Linked DNA regions of Homo sapiens: all the other regions are linked to region 5. A link is a contact called in ENCODE Hi-C or POLR2A ChIA-PET data. All regions are on one chromosome and are shown on one strand. The core of a region is the stretch at or near the end of the contact, and the rest is flanking DNA. Distances in the headings are between cores, read along the strand shown. Region 1 holds the start of DMWD (DM1 locus, WD repeat containing). Region 2 holds the start of TOMM40 (translocase of outer mitochondrial membrane 40). Region 3 holds the start of LENG9 (leukocyte receptor cluster member 9). Region 4 holds the start of VASP (vasodilator stimulated phosphoprotein). Region 5 holds the start of AKT1S1 (AKT1 substrate 1). Region 6 holds the start of SYMPK (symplekin scaffold protein).

Region 1 (3,151 bases), core at 503-3,002, 4.1 Mb after region 5:
ACAAAAAAGTAGCTGGGTGTGGTGGCAGGTGCCTGTAATCCCAGCCACTCAGGAGGCTAAGGCAGGAGAATCACTTGAACCCAGGAGGCAGAGGTTGCAGTGAGCCAAAATCGTCCCATTGCACTCCAGCCCACGTGACAAGAGCGAGACTCTGTCTCAAAAAAAAAAAAAAAAAAAAAAAAAGCCGGGTGCAGTGGCTCATGCCTGTACTCCCAGCACTTTGGGAGGCCGAGGTGGGTGGATCACCTGAGGTCAGGAGTTCGAGACCAGACTGGCCAACATGGTGAAACCCCGTCTCTGAGCCGAGATGGAGCCATTGCACTCCAGCCTGGGTGACAGGGTGAGACTGTCTCAAAAAAAACAAAAACAAAAACAAAATAAAACCTCTCTACATGCCAAGTGAAAGGTGGAAGTGGGGGTGAGACAGAAATCTGGGAGACCAAGAGACACGGTTGATGTGGGGGTGGGGGAAGGGCTTGGGTAGAGGAGAAGCTTGGATCAGGGAGAACAAGGAACTGAGAAAGAGGAATTCCACGTGGTCGAATGCAAAAGACTTGGAGGCTGTAAGCGGGGGCAGAGTGAAGATAAATGGTACACATCTAGGAAGACACCCAGGTCTGTGGCCTGGTTGACTGAGTGGACGGCAGAGCTAGCCCTAAGGTGGGGATGCAAGAGAGGTGGAGGATTTGGTGTAAGACGTCAATTTCATTGTAGGATTCTTTTTTCTTTCTTTTTTTTTTTTTTTTAGAGAGACTGAGTCTGACTCTGTCCCCCAGGCTTTAGTGCAGTGATGTGAATTCATAGCAGTCTTGATCTCCTGGGCTCAAACGATCCTCCCACCTCAGCCTCCCAAAGTGCTGGGATTCTCGGATTCCAGGCATGAGCCACCATGCCCGAACCATTGTAGGATTTTTTTTTTTAAGTGTGAGATGCCCTTGGGACACTCTAGGGAGAAATCGTAGAGGCCATTGACTACATGAGACTAGAAAGATCTATGATGGGGCTGGGTGGCTTCAGCAGACATGGGGAGCACTGGCTATGAGTAGGAGCTGTTGGGATCAGGGGGAGACTTTGGGTTACGAGTGGATCACTGGGACACTGGGGCACCGTGGGGATCAATACAATTTGGGAATCAGAGGTAGGTTTTGGAGGACAAGTGAGGTTGTTGAAAATAAGAAAATCATGGAAATATACATTGGAGGTTGGTGGAAAATATGAAGGATGTTTGGAGTTAGCATTAATCAATAGTGGGTCAGAGGAAGTCCTCTGAGTTGTGTGGGGACACAGGGATTTGGTGGGTCACCAAGGGTGGGGAAGAATGGTAGCAGATGCTGTGGTCATTCAGGGATTTGAATATGTCAGTGGGAAACACTGGAGGTCAGGGGAGTGTATATTGGGCGTCTAAGGAGAGACCAGGGTCACTTGGGGTTGGCTGTGACTTCATGGGAAGGCTGGACTATGGATGAGGGCTTCTTTGTCGTGGGGGAAAAAAAAAAAAAAATCCCTCCGTTGCTAGGCAAACGTTCCCAGGGCGCGGTTGCTAAGGACTTGAGCTTTCTAACTGGCCACGCCTCTTTCCATTGCGGGCTCCGCCCCCGCAGCCAACCACAAGTCGGTCACAGGCTCAAAGGCCGCGCCCACCTTCTCGCCCCGCCCACAGTCCCAGCACCGTTACCCGAGCGACCGCGGGGATTCGTCCCGCCTCCGGATCTGGGTGCCAATCGAAGAGGCGTTGCCCGGGCGACGACCCCACCTTTTCCGGCGCGGGCCAGCGGCTTCCGGGAGGGGGCCCGGCTGCGGGCGGCAGTCCGGCAGTGGCGGGGCCCGGGGGGCGCCCAAGATGGCGGCGGGCGGCGCGGAGGGCGGCTCGGGCCCCGGCGCCGCCATGGGGGACTGCGCGGAGATTAAGTCGCAATTCCGCACGCGCGAGGGTTTCTACAAGCTACTCCCGGGCGACGGCGCCGCTCGCAGGTCGGGTCCGGCTTCCGCCCAGACTCCGGTGCCGCCTCAGCCACCGCAGCCCCCGCCCGGCCCTGCCTCCGCCTCCGGTCCCGGCGCTGCAGGCCCCGCGTCGTCCCCGCCGCCCGCAGGCCCCGGACCCGGGCCCGCCCTGCCCGCCGTGCGCCTCAGCCTCGTGCGCCTCGGGGAGCCGGACAGCGCCGGGGCCGGGGAGCCGCCCGCCACGCCCGCGGGGCTGGGCTCGGGGGGAGACCGCGTCTGCTTCAACTTGGGCCGTGAGCTCTATTTCTACCCAGGCTGCTGTCGTCGTGGGAGCCAACGGGTGAGCGGCCTGCATCGTGGGGCCCTGGGTGCTGAAAGGATGGAGGTTCCAGAGAACTGATAGGAGGGTCCCCGAATTGATATGGGGCCCTGAGATAGGCATTCTAAATGTGATGGACGTTGTAGGGCGACAGCATTGGAGGGAGTACAGGATTCTGAAATGTGATGAGAGGCCCGCGGGGTGCTGGGCAGGCATCTTGGAGGTGATGGGGGAAATCCCCTTTACCCCCGTTATGCGTAGGAGTTCTGGGATGGTGACTATTGGACATGATGGGGTATCTGAGATGAGGTGGGATCCCCCGGGTTCTGGGGTGGCAGGCATTCTGCAGGTAATGGGGAATCATGAGGTGATGCAAGCCCAGAGGTGATGGAGAACCCAGTATTGCAGCCTGGAGGTGTGGGAGAGGGGTCTTGAGATTGAGCCCAGGAATGAGGAGAAGTCTAGAAGTGATGGGGGCCTTGAAGGTGATAGGGGATCCAGAAGCTGAATGGGATTCTAGAGAAAATTGGGGTCTGGAAGTCATGAGGGTCCTGGAGGAGATGAGCGTCCGGAAGCTGATGGGAGCTCTCAAGGGAATGAGAGGCCCTGGCAGGGGAATCTGCAGGTGTGATTCAGGACATCTCTAAAGCGATGTGGTGAGAACCCTGGCCGTTTATGGTGATCCCAGAAATGATGGGGATCCTTCGGAGCCCCTAGGTAATAAATGGGCCTAAAATGTGGGAGACCGTGAGGTTTGACGGGTCCCAGAACTGTGGCGGTTTAGGGACTACAAAGTGAAGAGAATGCTAGGATGTTAGGCTTTAGAGTCCTGGAAATTTGGGTGACCTCAAGGTTTGGGGGTCTTGGAATAGTGTGGTACTAGGTCCCAAG
Region 2 (3,107 bases), core at 541-3,040, 5.0 Mb after region 5:
TCTCCAGGCTCTCGGTAGCTGTGACCTTTTCCTGATGAGGCCGTCTTAGCTTGACATTTGGCTACAAATTTGTTATTAGAAGGATACAATGAATGGATGAAAAAGGAAGCTCACCTCTGTGGGACTCAGCTGCTTTGTCCCCACATATGTGACCCCGAAGTGGTAGTTGGACTCCCCGATTGTGCTGAGGGCTACTGTGTGGTTGACCTGGAAGGAAAGCGAGAGCTGTGACGATACTGGACAGATAGGCTTGCCCACTGAAGAGGGCAAGGACAAGGTCTCTGGGCTGGGCAGGGGATGAAGACTGGGAGGCACGGCCTGACTAAGAGACTCAGAGAAAGGAGGTGCTGCCGGTAGGCCCACAGACCTGTTCCTTCACTCCAGCCTAGCTGCTATGGGGAGACAGTACCTCTGGATTCTAGGTCCCCAAACTGAGTAGTCAGTCTGGCACTATATCTCCGAGTCTTTTCAAGTATCAGGGAGCCCAGCTCTTGAGGGAGGAGTAATTGGGCCGAGTGTGCAGATGCAGGGAGGGGGACGGCGGGGACGATCTCTGGTGGGTAAGGACACCAGGAAGGCTCACCTGAAAATGGTTACTCAACCCTTTGTTGACTGTGAGCTTGACACCCTCCATCTGAATGGGAAACAGCTCTGGAGAAGAGAAACGCTGTCACACTCCACTCCAACCCCACACCAACTCTCATCTCTTCCTTCCCTACCACCCCCAGCTCTCTCCAGAGACCCACAGCAGAACATCTCACAAAGGATTCCACCTGTAAAGAGGCAGTACAGCCTAGTTAGACAGGGCCAGGGCCTTTGCTTGCTCAAATCTCACTGCCACCAAGCTGAGCAACTTTAGGTCAAACTCATCATCTGAAAGATGGGACCCTCACCACACAGAATTGTCCCAAGGATCTAATGAGTTAACGTATAATGAACACCAGAACAGAACTCCATAAATCTCCACCACTACTACTACTCTAATTGCTCCAGGCTGGGATCCGGAGGCTTTGGGTCCCATACCCAAGGAACCTCGCTGACACCTTGCTGACACCGTGACCTTGGGCCTCAGTTGCCTTCCCGATCACAAGAGAAGTCTGGCTTGGCTGATCCCGGGGCTCCTCAGGTCCCTAAAGGCTTTTCTCTACTGCTATGACATTCCATCCCGTTTCCAGCATTTGATTCCATCATTCTAAGCCCCAAGTCCAACGTTCCACCATTCGATCCCAACATCACCTCCTAGTGCTGTTAAATAATTCCAATGGTGCGCGCCAAATCCCAGAGTCCCCAGTGTCCTCCCCCTTCCCCCGAGATCCAGGCCATCGCAGCCCAGCGGGGGCCCCTCGCCCCTCACCCTTGCACTTCCGGTGGCACTCCTCGAATGTGCCCGGGTTGGGCAGGCAGCCGCAGGCCCCATCCTCGGCGGCCCCTGAGGCGCTGGCGGTTGCAGCCCCGGGGGTCCGTTCCGAACTTCGACTCGTACTGGTGCCGGCGCCCAGGCTGCCTCCCAGCGGCGGCAGCGTGAAGCCCGGCGGCGAGGGCGGAGGTGGCGGCAGCCCCACGAGGGCCGGCGCAGGCGGCGGTGGCGGCCCTGCGGGCGGCGAGCTGGCAGCCAACACGTTCCCCATGGTCGCCTGCTAGGGGAGAGGTCAGAGGGCAGAGGTCAGGGCCCGCGCGCCCCCGACTCAGCCCCAGCAAATCCGCACCCGGCTCCGGCCCCGGTTCTCACTGGCGGCGGCGCCTGCTCCCGGCCTGGGCTCCGCTCCCACCCCGTGCGCCACGCGCAACCGAACCCGCTGCCGCCGCCGCCACCACCGTCGCCCCGCCCCACCTAGCCCATTGGTTTAGTGTGCCCTGAGGCCCGCCCACCAGCGTCAAGACTCGGTCTTCCCATTGGACTTGTGCATAAAGTCCCGCCCACTTTCCCTGAAATGTCCTTTTGTATTGGTTCTCACTCGCAGGGTAGCCACGGCGCCCCTCCCACCCTTCCCATTGGCTCGCAGCGCCTGCGCCTATTGGCTCGCGTCGCCGCGGGTTCCGGTGCTAACCCGCCATTGGTCTGTGCTGAGCATTTTGCCACGCCCGCTGAGGCATCGCCCCGCCTCTCTCCTGGAGGAGGCCCTCTTTTGATTCCGCCCCGCGGCGAGGTTGCTGTGATAATTGGTCGGCTTTGACCCTTGCAGCATTTTGATTGGCTCCAGCGTGTACGGGGTCGACCTTGGTGGCGTATCAGCTTGGTACTCTCATTGGCTAACGTTCCAGGGTCGAAGGACAGGTAAAGGTGGGTTGCGCGGCAGAGGCGGCTAGGCAGCAAGGTCAGGCCTCGCGTCCCACCAGGCACCGCGGCAGCCGGGCCCCCACCCCACCTCTGGTTCGGAGTAGCCGACCTAAAACCGGAAGTGCTGGCCCTTCCCAGAGTGCCTCGGGAGAATTCTAATCTGTTCTGCGAACCCTGCGCTGCTCCTCGTTACCCACAATGCCCTCATCACCTCTTAGCGAAACAGTTGCCTTAGACCCACCCCTTTCGTTACCCATCATGCCTCTTGTTCCTCGCGTCACTGCGGCTTCTATCTTTGGCCCATTCATTCCTCTCCCATTACCCATCATGCCTCTGCCCCATTCATTTGAGCTTCATTGCCCAGACTACTTTTAGCTCCAGCCTGCCTGCTCACTTTCGTCGTTCTTCCGGCCCTTCTCTAATTAGCCATCATGTTTTGGATCCATGAACTCCTGTCCGTTACCTCCCTTGCCCCCGGTCCCTATTTTTCCATTATTCATCACTCTGCCTCTGGCCCATTCATTCAGGTTTATTATCCGTCATGCCTTGGGCTCCTATTACAACATTATTCATGATTTTGCCTTTAGTCTACTTTTACTTGCCGTTTATTCATTAAACTTGAGCCTCTTATACTTTCGTTACTGCTTTTTTAATTTTTATTTTTTTAAAGACAAGGTTGGACTCTGTCACTCAGGCTGGAGTGCAGTGGCGCCATCATAGCTTACTGCAGCCTTGAACTTCTGGCCTCAATCGATCCTCCTACCTCAGCCTCCAGAGTAGCTGAACTACAGGTGCGTGCCACCACGCCCGGCTAACTTTCGTAGAGGCG
Region 3 (3,317 bases), core at 393-2,892, 4.6 Mb before region 5:
CGGGGACACCTCGTTCCTGAGCCGCCACGGCGGCGGGCCGCCCCCCGAGCCCCGGGCGCCCCCCGCGGGGGCCCCGCGCTCCCCGCCGCCGCCCGCCGTCCCGCAGTCCGCAGCGCCCTCGCCTGCCGACCCGCTGCTGTCCTTCCACCTGGATCTGGGGCCCTCCATGCTGGACGCGGTGCTGGGCGTCATGGACGCGGCGCGCCCGGAGGCGGCTGCCGCCAAGCCCGACGCGGAACCCCGCCCCGGGACGCAGCCCCCCCAGGCCCGCTGCCGCCCCAACGCGGACCTCGAGCTGAACGACGTCATCGGCCTCTAGGTTCCCTCATTCCCCGCGCCCTTCCCGCCCGGCACCCCACTTCTGTATACATAAACGGCCAAGGTGTGTGCCCGGGCTCTGACTTTTCACTTTGCACGTGGAAAGGGATGAATGATAGGGTCCTGGCGCCTCTGAGAGCCGGATGTGTCACCCGGAGGCCTGGTCCGGGTCCGATGATTGCCCTGGGGTGGGGGTGCGGCTCCTTTAAGAGAGCCCGAGGGCGTGGCCAGGCGGTGCCCCTTGCAGAGGCGGCGGCTCCCGCAGTCCCATTCGTCAAATACTGTGCGCCACCGCCGGCCGGACGTGGTCCTGGGGCCGGGCCAGACTCAGCCACCGCGGGGCCAGCCGAGGCGGGGCTGCAGAGTGCTGCAGCCCCAGGAGTCTTTCTGGCCCTGAACGCCTCAGGTGGACTCCGACCCGGCGGAGCCGCCGTTTACTCTGGGAGCGGCTGCAGAGGGAAGTGTCTGAGAACACTTTTAGAGCAGTAGGGGCCTGGTCTCCGTGGGGGAAGGGTCCGCAGGCATCTTGGTTCTTTAAGGCCCCCGAGGGATGGGGCCGAACATGCAAATGATTTGGACTGAGGGGCCAGGTTCTCGTAAGTTTCCCAGAGGGGCGGGGCCGCAAATGTAAATCACTTGGACTGAGGGCGGGTCCAGGTTCTTTAAAGACGTCCCCTCATGGGCGGGGCACACAGGTATCACCGGGAAAGGGGCGGGGCACCACATGTAAATCACCGGGAAAGGGATGGGACACAGGTAAATCACCCGGAAAGGGGCGGGGCACCACATGTAAATCACCTTAAAACGGACAGGGCACACATGTAAATCACTTGGGGAGAGGCACACACGTAAATCACCCGGAAAGAGGCAGCACAAAAGTATCACTGGGAAAGGGCCAGGGCACGCATGTAAATCACCCGGAACGGGGCGGGACACATGTAAATCACTTGAGAAGGGGAGAGGCACTCGTAAATCACCCGGAAAGGGGCGGGGCATTACATGTAAATTACCCTGAAAGGAGCGGGGAACATATGTAAATCACTTGGGAAGGGGAGAGGCACACATAAAAAAAAAAAAAAATCACCTAAAAGGGGTGGGGCACTCGTAAATCACCAGGAAAGGGGCGGGGCACCACATGTAAATCACCGGGAACGGGGCGGGGCACTACATGTAAATCACCTAAAGGTCGAGGCACACGTAATCATCCCGAAAGGGGCGGGGCATTACATGTAAATCACCCAGAAAGAGGCAGCACACATCAATCACCGGGAAAGGGGCGGGGCCAGGCTCCCAAGAGCTCCGGGAGACCGAGACTGCCGCAGCCTTTACGCAGCTTGCTTTCCTGGCGCTGGGGGAGGGCGCAGCCGGGAAGTCCCAGAGCAGCGGTGTCAGGCTCTCCACCAAGGAGGGACTGGGCCAGAGTCCTCGCGAGGGCACGCGGCGTGGTCCCCAGAGCTAGGCCGGAGCGCGGGCCGCTGACGCCACTGTCGGGTGAGGCTCGGTGCATCCAAGGGGAGCCGCCCTCCGTGCGGGGCGACCTCGTCTGCGCGGCGGGCGTGCCAGTTCCCCGCACCCATGGCAGCGGCCAGAGAGCCGGAGTTGCCGCAGGAAGCCCCCGCCACGGAACCCGCGCCCCCGCCGGCCTGCCGCTTCTTCCTGGAAGGCCGCTGCCGCTTCGGCGCCCGCTGCCGCCAGCCCCACCCTGGGGCGCCGGCGCCGCCTGGCCGCGAGGCGCAGCCGGAGGCCGGGGCCAAGAAGCCGCCGCTGCGCACAGCCGCGGACGTCATCCAGCGCATCCGCTGGGACCCGCGCCTCGACCCCGCCGACTTCTCGGTGGGCTACGTCGACCGCTTTCTGGGTGTGCGCGAGGAGCCCTTCAGCGCCTTTTGCTGGGACCAGCCGCTGGCGGCGCTCGGGCCGGGCGTGCTGGCAGTGCCCCAGCACCGCGTGCGCTTCTTCCGCTTCCGTGGCCGCCTTGTGTGGGACCGCGCCTCGCGCACCGACCTCGTCTTTGGCTCTGGCTCGGCGGCGGGACGCGGGCCCACCATCCTGGACGCACCGAACACCGAGGGCGCCCACGGGGCAGAGGGTGCCGAGTGGACACTGGCGGGGACAGGTCAGGAGGCCCAGGCTGCCCCCAAGCGAGGGAGCACAAGGCCGCTCTGCACAGGGCACCAGGAACCAGGCGTGGAGGAACCCGGAGAGCTGGAGGCGGCCCAGGAGAGGGCGCTGGGCACAGCTGCTGATTTGGGAACACTGGCCCCAAGAGGACGCCTCGCCGGAGTGACTGAGGCACTGAAGCCAACAGCAGCCACCAGGACCACATTGCTGGGGGGCAAGGAAGCACAGGCCCTGGGAGTCCCGGGGGGCTCCGCTGAGACGACAGAAGCCGAGTGGGGTCCTGCGGCCTGGCCCGAGGACAAAAGGGCCCGCCTTAGTGTTGCAGCCCCTTGCCAACCGCGCCCCACACATTTTGTGGCCCTCATGGTGACCGAGCCTGGGCTACAAGCAGAAGTGACCAAGGCCCAGGAATACCTGGTCCACGTGGCCCCACACTGCGCCAACTTCCTAGTGCCCTCTCAGAACCTACACCTGACCCTGGCCCTGCTGCGACTGGCAGGCGCTGGGGAGGAGGCCGCTGCCATTGGAGCTCTGAGACGGGCCCTCTTGGCCCCGGGGCTAAATGCACCCCCTCGGCTGAGCTTTAGAAAGCTGGTCCTCCTGGGCCCGCATGTGCTGTGTGCCCCACCCTCTCCCACACTGGAAAGCATGGCACAAGTGCTGAGCCAGAGGCTGGAAGCCGAGGGGCTGAGTACACTACAGTCTCCAGGGCAGCTGCACCCCCACCTCACCGTGGCCAAGGTGCCCCATGGTTCCCAGGTCCACCTCCCCAAGCTGGAGTTCACCCTCAGCCAGGAAGTGGGGTGCCAGCCCCTGCAGACACTCTGGCTGTGCCGTATAGGGAGGACAGGGGGGCCTTTCCAGCCCCTGGCTGAGAT
Region 4 (3,431 bases), core at 81-2,580, 4.4 Mb after region 5:
GATTAAATTCCTGGGAAGATAGCTGGAATTATCTGGGAAGCCTGGGTCCCTAGGGAAGAGGGCTATGACCTTGAAGCTTTCCAGCTCCCCCTCCTCCAACCCCAAGGCTCCGGGTGGATAGGGGGACGGTGAGCAAAGGGGGAGGGGCCGTGGTGGGGAAGGCAGCCGGCCTACAGCGCTTGGTGCCCGCCCCCCACACCAGCTGTCTCGACAGGTGAGTCAGGAAGACAAAGGCCCCCTTCCCCCAGCTGCCGCGCCCCCTCCCTCTCCAGGGCCGCGCAGGTGGGGGAGCCGGGCCGCCCTTATGGCCGGAGGCGGGGAGCCGCCCTCTGCTCCGAGCGCCCGCTCGGTCCTAGGCACGGCCAGTTAAGCAGATTGTGTGCGGAGCGACGGGGAAGGGGGGGGTCCCACCAGACTCTGGAGGCTGCGTCCAGGTCCCTGGATCGGTTCACACCAGCCTCCTCCACAGGAAGACCTAAGTGACCCCCAAAATCCAGGGGATTAAGAAGTACCCCCGAAGTTATGGAGCGCGGTCCCACTTGGGGAGACTTTTTCCAGCACCAAGTAAACGGGGGACCTGCACACCCAGGGTCTGAGTCTCAGTCTCTCTTCCAAGTCCCAGGGTATCCCAAATCGGTCCCCCACAATCCTTCCCGGACCTCGAGCTGAAGTCTGGGGGGAGGGGGAGGAGAGTCTGAGCCCTGCCTCAATCCTGGCATCCCTGCGGGGAGTCGCTGCCAACTTTGAGGTCCTCTAAAAAAAGTCTTAACAATTCGGGAGTCCTCCGAGCGCCCCCAAATCTTGAGGGCTCCCAGGAGAACCTCACCGCCACCACCCCCCGAGCTTGGGGAGTCAGTCGTGGAGAAGTGATCGACGGTTCTGGGGCGCGTCCAAGGGGATTCAGCTCAAATCCGAGGCTCCCAAGGATCTGTCCCCAAATTCCAGCCCGGAGCTAGCTGGGGGGGAGGGGGACAAAGGCGGGGCGCGGAGCCCGCCCGGGCGGGGACGGGTCGGGGGGCAGGTCCGGCTCACCTCATGGCTGCTCGGCGGGCGGGCGGCTCGCCCACGGGCTGGCTGCTCCCGGGGCGCCCCTGGCTGGAGGTTCAGGGGTTCGGGGCTGGCTCCGGGCTCGGCTCAGGCTCCCCCAGGGTCCCGCCCCATAGAGTCCGGCTTCCTGGGGAGAATGTGGACCGGGCCGGGGCGGGTCTCCGGGCGCCGCTTCCCTCAGGCGGTCTGATGAGAGGTTCCTGCAGCAGAAAGGGGATGCAGCGTCCGCTCCCCAGCGCGCACCCCTTGCCGGTGGCGGCTACAGTGTTACTCTTACTACTGTACTTCTCTTCGTTACATTTCGTTCCAAAATTCCACTCCCCGCACCCACAATGCCCCGCGCCTTAAAGGGGCCGCGTGCGCCTCCAGGCGAGGGGGTGGAGGGCGCTTAAAAGGGCAACTCTGCACCCTCGGCTTCCGCGATCTCGCTCCTCTCCCCAATGTTGTAGCCCAGGGGTGCACCCTGGGAATCACCCCCACCTGAGGGGCAAGTTGGTGAAGGGGAAGGGGACCTCCCTTGCTTCCTAGTTCGCTCCCACTGTGGGAATTCTGAGGAGGGTCTCGGAAGGGGCGCGATTTCTTTCCCCATCGACTTCTCCATCTCGTACTCCGCTCAATTTTGGGGGTCGAGGAGGACCCTCAAGTTAAGCAAGTGGTCTCAGATTTTCTCCCTGAAATCCCATCTTCGGAACACCGCCCCTCCCCAGCGTTTCTCTTCTGTCAATTTCGGAGAGGTTACTAAGGGGGCGAGACCCCCACCCGCACGGGAGTGGAAGTCGGGGGAGTAGGGCCCAACCCCTCTCACCCCACCCCGCCCGCCCCGGGAAGGTGAGGAGGAAGTGGGCCAAGGGGGCGCGGTCGGTCGCTGACTCACAGCCGCAGGGTCGGGGGTGGGGTGGGGTGGAGGTGGGGACTGGCGAGGAGTGCGGGAGTGGGGGGCCCGGCATTCGCCCGGGGTGGGCAGGAGGCGCCGGCTTCTTTGGTGTGTAAAGCCTCCGGCCCACGCACGCCCCGCTCTGACTCAGTTTCGCCTGCGGAGGACAGCAGGATCATCCCAGCCCTCAGGAGGGCCCGGAGGTGAGGAGACCCTCCCGGGAGCCCCCGCCCCCACACGCCGGCTCCGGGCTGAGCCCAGACACCCTCTGAGGCTTCCGCAGCGTGTCTTGCCGGCCCCGCCCCGAGTGACGTCACTGATTTGGTCGCGCCCCTTGGGTAGAGCGCCACCTGGCCCGGGTGAGGCGCCCGAGCCCTGGGAAATCAGTTAGTTCCACATTTACACACGGGTAAACTGAGGCCTGGAGACAGGGAATGAATCTGGCCTATGGCCCTCTTGCCTGAGCCCCCAGAACCCGGAAAGCCACCAAGGTCTGAGTGTAAAACCAACAATTCTCAGGGCCAGCTGACTATGTGAGAGAATCCACTTTTCCAGCGTATGTCCAAGCCGAGTCCCATGTCCGGATGTTGATGTTGTCCTGACCTCCTTTACCTGGGGAGCACGTCATCCTTCCAGGCCAAGCTTTGACATTAATTCCCCTCCCCTTCTCCACCCCACTCTGGGAGACCTTGAACCCTGTTCCTCGGAGGTTATCATTGTTTCTCAGTGTGTTTCCTCAGGCTGAGTTGTCTGGGAGAATGGGTAGACTAAATTTCTTTTTTTCTTTTTTTTTTTTTGAGATGTAGTCTCTCGCTGTCACCCAGGCTGGAGGGCGCTGGCTCGATCCCCGCTTACTGCAACCTCCCCCTCCTGGGTTCAAGCAATTCTCCTGCCTCACCCTCCTAAAGTAGCTGGGATTACAGGCACGGGCCACCAAGCCCAACTAATTTTTGTATTTTTAGTAGAGATGGGATTTCACCATGTTGGCCAGGCTGGTCTCAAACTTATGACCTCAGGTGATCTGCCTGCCTCAGTCTCCCAAAGTGCTAGGATTACAGGCATGAGCCACTGCACCCAGTTGACTTAATCAATTTCTGGACCTCACTCACCCCAGCCAGGCCCGCCCGGCTCAGCAGCTCAACAAACTTACCTAGTTGAATGAGTTACCAGTTCAGTGTGACCTTGGGTAACTGTGTTCTCCTCTCTGGGTCTCAGCTTTCCCATCTGTGACATAGGAGGGGTGGCATTTCTGGGTGCCACCTACACTACAACAACAGTCAGCAAACATGGTTTTTTGTTTGTTTGTTTGTTGGAGACAGGGTCTTTGTTGCCCATGCCGGAGCGCAGTAGCATAACCAGGGCTCATTCGATCCTCTAACCTCAGCCCACTGAGTAGCTGGGACTGTAGGTCCACACCACCATGCCAGGCTAATTTTTTGTAGAGACAGGGTTTAGCTGTGTTGCCCAGGCTGGTCTCAAACTCCTGGGCTAAAGTGATCAGCCTGGCTCA
Region 5 (3,515 bases), core at 1,016-3,515:
AAAAAAAAAAAAAAAACAATAACAACAACAAAAAAAACACACTACATTTCCCAGGTTTCTTTGCAGCTGGAATCCAGGACACAGGACAAATTCTACCAACCAGATGCAGGCCAACCTGGAAAGCGGAAGTGATGTAACGCAACTTCCTGGTGCCTTGGCTGTGTTTGGCTGTGGAGCAAGGTGGAGAGTCATCTTCATCTTCATCTTCATCCTCCTGCCCTGGGGCAGCGCAGGTGGTCAGCTCAGCCTTCCAGTGTCTCGTCACTAGCTCTGTGGGTGCCGACTGACTTCCGGCCCCTGGGTGGAACTCATCAGCTCCAATGGAGGTCTCATTCCCCACTAAAGAACCCCCCTACAGAGGCATCCAACTTCTCCGTGTGCCTTGAAGGTTGTTCTGCTGTCCCTGAAATACCTTCTTGTCCTTTCATATCCTGGGAGTCCCAGCTCAAATGTCTGCTCTCCCAGGAAGCGTTGGGGATCTGGAATCAGACTGTCTGGGTGCAAAAAGTTCCAACACTTCCTAGCGTTTTCGACCTCATCTATCAGTTTCTCAAAAAGTGAGTAAGGGTCAGGGCTTAGGTGGGTCTGGATCTGACTTATCTCTGGGTCTCAGAATTGCCCAGGACGGGGTCCAGCCATGGGAAGTCCCAGGAGACATAACGAAGGGAAAGCCGGGAGCAGTGACGAAGTGGGTGAGTAGGCTGTCAGGCCCTGTCCTCTGGCACCAGAGGAAATGCCATTTCCCTTCAAGCAACTCGAATCCACATCTTGCACCCTGGCAGGGATCTCCCAAGAAGCAAAGGGAGAGAGGGGTCAGCCGTCCCCACGACCGTGCGTCTTATGCTCCCTGCTCTTTTTCCTTGAATGGGCATCCTCTGCCCATTTCACAGAGAGGAGCAAAAGGAGAGGCAGAGTACCCAAGCCTAAACAGGGTCACACATGCCCCACGAGTAGGTCTGGGATTGTACGCAGGTCCCTCAAATGACTTACAACAGCACGGACCTAGAAAAAAAGCGAGTGGAGAAGGGCAAAGCGGGTGGAGCCTACCTTCTTGGAGAAGAGGATTTGGGTGGAATCTCCAGCCTCCTCTACAGGAGCCCAGTGCAGGAGGACGTCATTGTCCTAGGGTAAGGAGGGAGGCGGGGTTAGAGGCGCTCCCCAAACCACATTCCCAAAACTTTCCGTTGCAAATTTCCAAACTTTCCCAGTTTCTACCCTCAGCCTTTCAAAGTCCCGCCCCTCATTCCAGTTCCCACACCCAGCCTTCTTCAGGTCCCACTGCTGACCGCCAGACCAAACTCCTACAGCTGCCGCCTGCATCCCAGACCGCCTGCATCCCGCTCGGAGCGGGTCCGAGCCCTGCTCCCTCCCAGCGCACCTTTTCCACGACACGGATGACACCAGCGATGAGAGAGTCTCGGTCCTGATACTTCTTAGCGCTGGTGTGCAGGTACACTCCGCCCTTCTCAAACACCACCTGAGTTGGGGGGAACCAGCGAGGGCTGGGGCCCAAGCGAGGGGACCAGCCTGGGGAGCCAATAGGGACGGGCCCAGGGAGGAGCCACCCTCAGGGGGCGGGGCCGGGAGGGCCATTGCCCCGGGACCAAGGCGGGGAGAATGGTCCAGCCCGCGTTCGGATGCTGACGTGCGTTCCACAGGGGGCAGGGCTCAAGGAGTCGCCTGAGCCGGGGGGGCGGGGCCATGGGAGGTTCTTCCCTGGGGCGGTGGACGGGAGGGTGACGGCGCGTTTATAAGAGATCGGTGTTTGCCAAGGCCGTGCCGGATTCTCGAGAGCCAAGGCCTGAGAGAAGAGCTGATCACTAGACGGGGCGTTTCGCATACACTGAAGCGAGGGAATGCGTCCTCAGTGCTTACCCTGTAGCCGGCTCCTTCCATAGTCGCCGCCGAAGGCCCCACTGCCCCGCCTCCTCCTTTTCCTAGTCAGCGTGTTGTCACTTCCGGAGAAAACAGTTCCCCTCCGGGCCGGACAGTGGTAGCGGCCCGACCCGTTCTAGAGAAGGAGCGGGTGAAACCATTTTTCAGAAGGGGGTTATTCCACTGGAACCTCGAGGGTGGATCGGAGTCACGTGGCGCAGACGCTGAAGGTGGATCCGGCTACGGAGAGTGCGCAGGCGCAGTGTTCGCCCTCTCGCCACGAAGTAAACAAGTGGGAGGGTCTGAGAGCTGCACCACCTGGGGCAAGCACGCCTTGAAACGCCCACTTCCTTCTCCATATTGTATACTGGAATTGAAGCCAAGGAGGTACCATTTTGCTCGAGGGCATGGCCTAAGCCGGTCAGCTAAGGCCATGTTAATACGGGGCTGTCCCATCTCTCTGCGGGGCGCGACAGCTGGAAGAGCCGAACGGATAAGAGAAGAGGAGGTGAGAGGAGCTGTACACCACAAGAGGCACTGAGGGACTCAGGATAACGGGATGAAGCCGTCAGTGCCCCCAGAAACGAAGCGGCCCCGGACGAATTTCTGAGTCACCGTCGCGAGAAAGCGGGCTGAGCCGCCATTTTGAAGCCTGGCAAACCGAAGCAAGAAATGCTGCCGTGTTGGATCTTTGCCAGCCTTCGTGCCGAATGGGAGCAGGTTGGAGGGAGGGAGAGCCAATATACACTATGGGCTGATTAAGCCCGGTTGGCTGCCATGTTGTTAACGAGCACCGATTTCCTCTACTTTTGTCGAAGAAGTTTATTGTGGGTCAGGGACGTCAGGTCGCTTGCCTTCGTTTACTGTGGTCATGATTGAGCATATGAGGACGGCCATTATTGTTGGGGGCAAATGGAAATGCTCTAGGCGGGGCCATTTTTCTTAGGGGCAAGCTGTCGTCACCCTTGTCAACTGGTTCGGATGAAGCCCCTGTGGCCGCCATCTTGATCTCGGGCGGCCCCGATAAGGGAGGCGGAGTGTGCGGAGAGGAGGCGGGGCAACTGCGCGGACGTGACGCAAGGCGCCGCCATGTCTTTTGAGGGCGGTGACGGCGCCGGGCCGGCCATGCTGGCTACGGGCACGTGAGTGGAGGCGGCGTTGTTAACCGCGGTGTGGGGAGGATTTGGCCGTCCTGAGGCAGCGGGGCGCTGGGAGGGCGAGCGGCTCACGGGAGGGGTATGGCCTGCACAGATCAGAGGGCAGAGGTCTGCCAGCGATCCTTTGCTGAGCGCTGGAAGGGGGTCGCCCGTGGGAATCGTCCTGTCAGACCTGAGGCAAATCGTAGACAGTCTCACCTTGCGGTTCCAGAGCGCCTGGGATCTCTACCTGGGCCGTGGACCACGTCCACGGGGTCGGGGGATGGTTTGGGGGGCCTCGGGGCGCCCCTCACCCGTCCAAAGGCGGGACTTCCGGTCCTGGCCTCCGTCTGGGCGGGATTTCCTGTTTTCTTCCTAGACCAGTGGGTCCTCCCTGGACCCCGGGCGAGGTTGGGAGGTCTCGGGGCAGCTGAGCGTGGCCCCAGGCGCTCACCCCATGGCTACCGCGTTCATGCTCAGGTTCCTCACATCTTGGGGTGTGGG
Region 6 (3,179 bases), core at 32-2,531, 4.0 Mb after region 5:
GCTCCGGCCCCGGGGGAACGGAGCGCTCTGGATCTCTCAGCGGGCACGGCCCGAGCTCCCACCGGCGCCCGCCCGTCCGACCGCCCGGGGTACGGCTGTCCCGAGCGCCGCGGGAGGCGGCCACGCTTTATAGCCGGGACACCCCCGCCCTCGCCCGCCCCGGGCTCCCCTCCCGCCTCCCCGAGGGCGGCGCGCTCGGACTGGGGCGCCCCCTGCGGGATCGCCAGGAGACAGACCTCAGGCGCCGGGGGCCGCAGCCCCAGGACGCGACAGCTGGGGGTGATTCAGGAGTGAGGGAGCTGCCCGCAGCGACGCTGCAGATACCAAGGGCCCCGAGGTCAGAACTCTGGAGCCTTTCTACCTCAGGGGGCTTCATCATCTCGGCAGGAGAGGACGAAGAGCCAGAGCCCTGCATGACCGTGGCGGAAGAAAGGGGAATCAGAACGCTAGGGCCACTATGCGACTACAAGGACCCGTAAAAGGTCCCCGAAATCACATCCCCATTGGACAGACAGGAAGACTGAGGCTTCCGACGGCTAGAAATGCTTAACTTGGCCGGGCGCGGTGGCTCACGCCTGTAATTCCAGCACTGCAGGAGGCCGAGGCGGGCGGACGAATCACTTGAGGTCAGGAGTTTGAGACCAGCCTGGCCAACAGGGTGAAACCCCATCTCTATTAAAAATACAACAACTAGCTAGGCGTGATGGTGCGTGCCTGTTATCCCAGCTATTCGGGAGGCTGAGGCAGGAGAATCGTTTGAACCTAGGAAGCGGAGGTTGCAGTGAGCCGAGATCGCGCCACTGCAGTCCAGCCTGGGAGAGAGAGCGGGACTCCGTTTCCAAAAAAAAAGAAAGAAAGAAAAGAAAAGAAAAAGAAATGCTTCAGACTGTTGAAAGGGTCAAGAACAAAGATGGAGGGGATCGGGGCCTCTCCGCAGACCCCACTAGGGCAACAGACCACCTCCCCTCCAAGACCCAGGAGCTTCGCTGCCCGAACTCCGCACTCTCCAAGACCAGCCAGCCGTCCAGGGACTCAGCACCACTGAGAACTCCATTTCCCAGAATGCTCTAGCTCCCTTTCCGCCCGGTGCCTCCGAAGGGACTACATTTCCCAGAAGGCCTAGCCGGACCCAGAGCCGGAAATGAAGGGTCTGCTCGCCGTAGTATGGAGGCGGGCAGAATGCCGCTCGCACGGGACGAGGCATGGGCGGGGTCGGGCTGTGCTCTGGACTCCATTTCCCGGCGGCCCTGGGTGTGTGGCGCGTGCGCACCGTTCCCGGCGACGAACGGAAGATGGCGGCGGCGGCGGCGGCGGAGTGTAGGAAGAGGCACTGCTGAGGGGGCGCGAGGGGAACGGAGGCCAGAGCTGCGGTGAGCGGGAGGCGGCGTTTGGGCCCGGAGACGAAAGGAGGAGGCTCCTAAAGAAGCAGGGGCTCGGGCGGGGAGGGCATCGCCGTGGGGAGAGGGGAACAGTGGCTTTCGCGACCCATGTTTCTTCCCTTGCTCAGGACCCTTCCTTGGCTCCCTAGTGCCCTCGAGGCAAAGTTCCAACGTGGCCCCCCGGGCGCCACCGCCCCGCAGACCTCGCTTGCTTCGACTCGGCCTCTTTGCTTTTTCCCCCACCTCTAACAGCCGCCCTGGCCTTTCGGTTCCTTAAACTTGCCATGCGCTTTCCCGCTTCGGGGATTTTGCACAGGCTGTCCCTTCTGCCTGCAACATCCTTTTACCCATTCGGCTTGGCTAACTCCCATTTCATCCTTCGGGTCTCGGCACCAACGTCACTTCCTCTGCGAAGCCCTCCTTCCCTGCCCTCCATCCAGAAATCCGCCTGTTAAATGCTTTTGTCGGTCCGTGTTCCTTCATGTCACGTGTGGTCTAATTTGTTATCCGACTCTTATCTGTGTGCTGTTTTATGATGTCTATGACCGTGTGTTCCATGAAGGTAGGGACTAGGTTTGTCTCTGTCGCCACTGTGTTCTCAGCACAGCGCCAATCACGCCGGAGACGCCCAGCTAATGTTCGTTGAAGGAATAAAAGATACTCCTAGAGCCAGTTTGGGGAAACAGGGTAGTCATCAGATTCCTAGGTAGCAGTGGGGCAGGGTACCACTTCTTAACGAGTACATCGAGAGGGAAGGGGAAACAGTGATACTGTTCATCATAGCAAAAGGCTACACGCATCCCAAATGTTCTTAAATAAGAAGATTGGCTGAAAGAAACTATAATACATCCACATAAAAAATACTATGCAACTCTAAAAAGGAATGAGGTAGATAAAAGGAAATGATGAAAATCTCTATACACTGATATAGTGGCCTCCAACATATATTAAGGGAAAACAAGTGAAGTGGAGGTTGGTGTTTATTGTATATGCTTTTTCTTTTTTTTTTTTTTTGAGACAGGGTCTCACTCTGTCGCCCAGGCTGGCACGATCCCAGTTCACTGCAACCTCCACCTCCCTGGTTCAAGTGATTCTCCCACCCCAGCCTCTCGAGTAGCTGGGATTACAAACGTGCCCCACCACACCCAGGTAATTTTTATATTTTTAGTAGAGACGGGGTTTCTCTGTGTTGGCCAGGCTGGTCTTGAACTCCTGACCTCAAGTGATCTGCCCACCTCAGCCTTCCAAAGTGCAGGGATTACAGGCCTGAGCCACCAAACTCGGCCTGTGTAGGCTCCTTTTTTTTTTTTTTGAGACAGAGTCTCACTCTGTCACCCAGGCTGGAGTGCAGTGGCGTGATCTCGGCTCACTGCAACCTCTGCCTTCCAGGTTCAAGCAATTCGCCTGCCTCAGCCTCCCAGGTAGCTGGGATTACAGGCACACCACCACGCCTGGCTAATTTTTGTATTTTTAGTAGAGATGGGGTTTCACCATGTTGGTCAGGCTGGTCTTGAACTCCTGACCTCGTGATCCACCTGCCTCCGCCTCCCGAAGTGCTGGGATTACAGGCGTGAGTCACCGCTCCCGGCCCTGTGTATGCTCTTTTTGTAAATGAAAGGGAAATATGTATATATGGGTTTTTTTATTTTCATTTTTTTTCCTTTTTTTGCATAAAATCTAGCTCCTGCAGGAGAATTTTGTGTATGTGTGTTTAAAAAAGAACAAAACAAAACTGAAAGCATAAACCAAAAAGCAGAAGAAGAATGAAACAGGGTAAAATATTTTGGTTGATCTGAATGT

What was found. A loop is a pair of places that touch in the nucleus more often than their neighbours do. ChIA-PET counts read pairs that join two places held with the same protein, here RNA polymerase II (POLR2A). Pooled maps may share reads with other maps.
Region 1: a pooled map shows a loop between it and region 5 (9-fold over the local background). The contact joins the promoter of DMWD here to the promoter of AKT1S1 in region 5. A Hi-C loop is called at or near these places in 8 of 50 pooled maps. POLR2A ChIA-PET finds 5 or more read pairs at or near these places in 3 of 52 experiments (HEK293T, MCF 10A and naive thymus-derived CD8-positive, alpha-beta T cell).
Region 2: a map of CD8-positive, alpha-beta T cell shows a loop between it and region 5 (12-fold over the local background). The contact joins the promoter of TOMM40 here to the promoter of AKT1S1 in region 5. A Hi-C loop is called at or near these places in 2 of 168 maps with a recorded cell type or tissue (CD8-positive, alpha-beta T cell and naive thymus-derived CD4-positive, alpha-beta T cell) and 7 of 50 pooled maps.
Region 3: a loop to region 5 is called in a map with no recorded cell type, with 17 times the contacts of the local background. The contact joins the promoter of LENG9 here to the promoter of AKT1S1 in region 5. A Hi-C loop is called at or near these places in 2 of 37 single-sample maps with no recorded cell type and 12 of 50 pooled maps.
Region 4: a pooled map shows a loop between it and region 5 (13-fold over the local background). The contact joins the promoter of VASP here to the promoter of AKT1S1 in region 5. A Hi-C loop is called at or near these places in 6 of 50 pooled maps.
Region 6: a map of CD8-positive, alpha-beta T cell shows a loop between it and region 5 (23-fold over the local background). The contact joins the promoter of SYMPK here to the promoter of AKT1S1 in region 5. A Hi-C loop is called at or near these places in 1 of 168 maps with a recorded cell type or tissue (CD8-positive, alpha-beta T cell) and 6 of 50 pooled maps. POLR2A ChIA-PET finds 5 or more read pairs at or near these places in 1 of 52 experiments (A549).

Annotation. Positions count from the first base shown.
Region 1 is chr19:45,791,446-45,794,596 of GRCh38, reverse strand. DMWD (DM1 locus, WD repeat containing) reads left to right here and starts at 1,752. Exons shown (of 5, transcript NM_004943.2): 1 at 1,752-2,281. The coding sequence starts at 1,841. RefSeq lists a silencer at 1,624-2,103.
Region 2 is chr19:44,889,937-44,893,043 of GRCh38, reverse strand. It overlaps TOMM40 (translocase of outer mitochondrial membrane 40), which reads right to left and starts at 1,790. Exons shown (of 9, transcript NM_001128917.2): 1 at 1,355-1,790; 2 at 584-651; 3 at 115-207. The coding sequence starts at 1,628. RefSeq lists a silencer at 1,454-2,093 and enhancers at 2,404-2,563, 2,733-3,107.
Region 3 is chr19:54,462,103-54,465,419 of GRCh38, reverse strand. It overlaps LENG9 (leukocyte receptor cluster member 9), which reads left to right and starts at 1,642. Exons shown (of 1, transcript NM_001301782.2): 1 at 1,642-3,317. The coding sequence starts at 1,894. CDC42EP5 (CDC42 effector protein 5) reads left to right here. Exons shown (of 3, transcript NM_145057.4): 3 at 1-394. The coding sequence ends at 319.
Region 4 is chr19:45,505,378-45,508,808 of GRCh38, reverse strand. VASP (vasodilator stimulated phosphoprotein) reads right to left here and starts at 1,330. Exons shown (of 13, transcript NM_003370.4): 1 at 1,033-1,330. The coding sequence starts at 1,037. LOC107985314 (a long non-coding RNA gene) reads left to right here and starts at 1,435. Exons shown (of 2, transcript XR_007067269.1): 1 at 1,435-2,124. RefSeq lists silencers at 206-405, 1,000-1,179, 1,860-1,989, 2,020-2,269 and enhancers at 1,330-1,599, 881-1,665.
Region 5 is chr19:49,876,105-49,879,619 of GRCh38, reverse strand. It overlaps AKT1S1 (AKT1 substrate 1), which reads left to right and starts at 2,265. Exons shown (of 5, transcript NM_001098633.4): 1 at 2,265-2,383. TBC1D17 (TBC1 domain family member 17) reads right to left here and starts at 1,918. Exons shown (of 17, transcript NM_024682.3): 1 at 1,876-1,918; 2 at 1,379-1,477; 3 at 1,048-1,122. The coding sequence starts at 1,896. RefSeq lists a silencer at 1,432-1,721 and enhancers at 765-1,724, 1,942-2,281, 2,462-3,101, 2,685-3,515.
Region 6 is chr19:45,861,249-45,864,427 of GRCh38, reverse strand. SYMPK (symplekin scaffold protein) reads left to right here and starts at 1,281. Exons shown (of 27, transcript NM_004819.3): 1 at 1,281-1,370. It overlaps FOXA3 (forkhead box A3), which reads right to left and starts at 102. Exons shown (of 2, transcript NM_004497.3): 1 at 1-102. RefSeq lists a silencer at 1-316 and enhancers at 957-1,366, 1,618-2,256.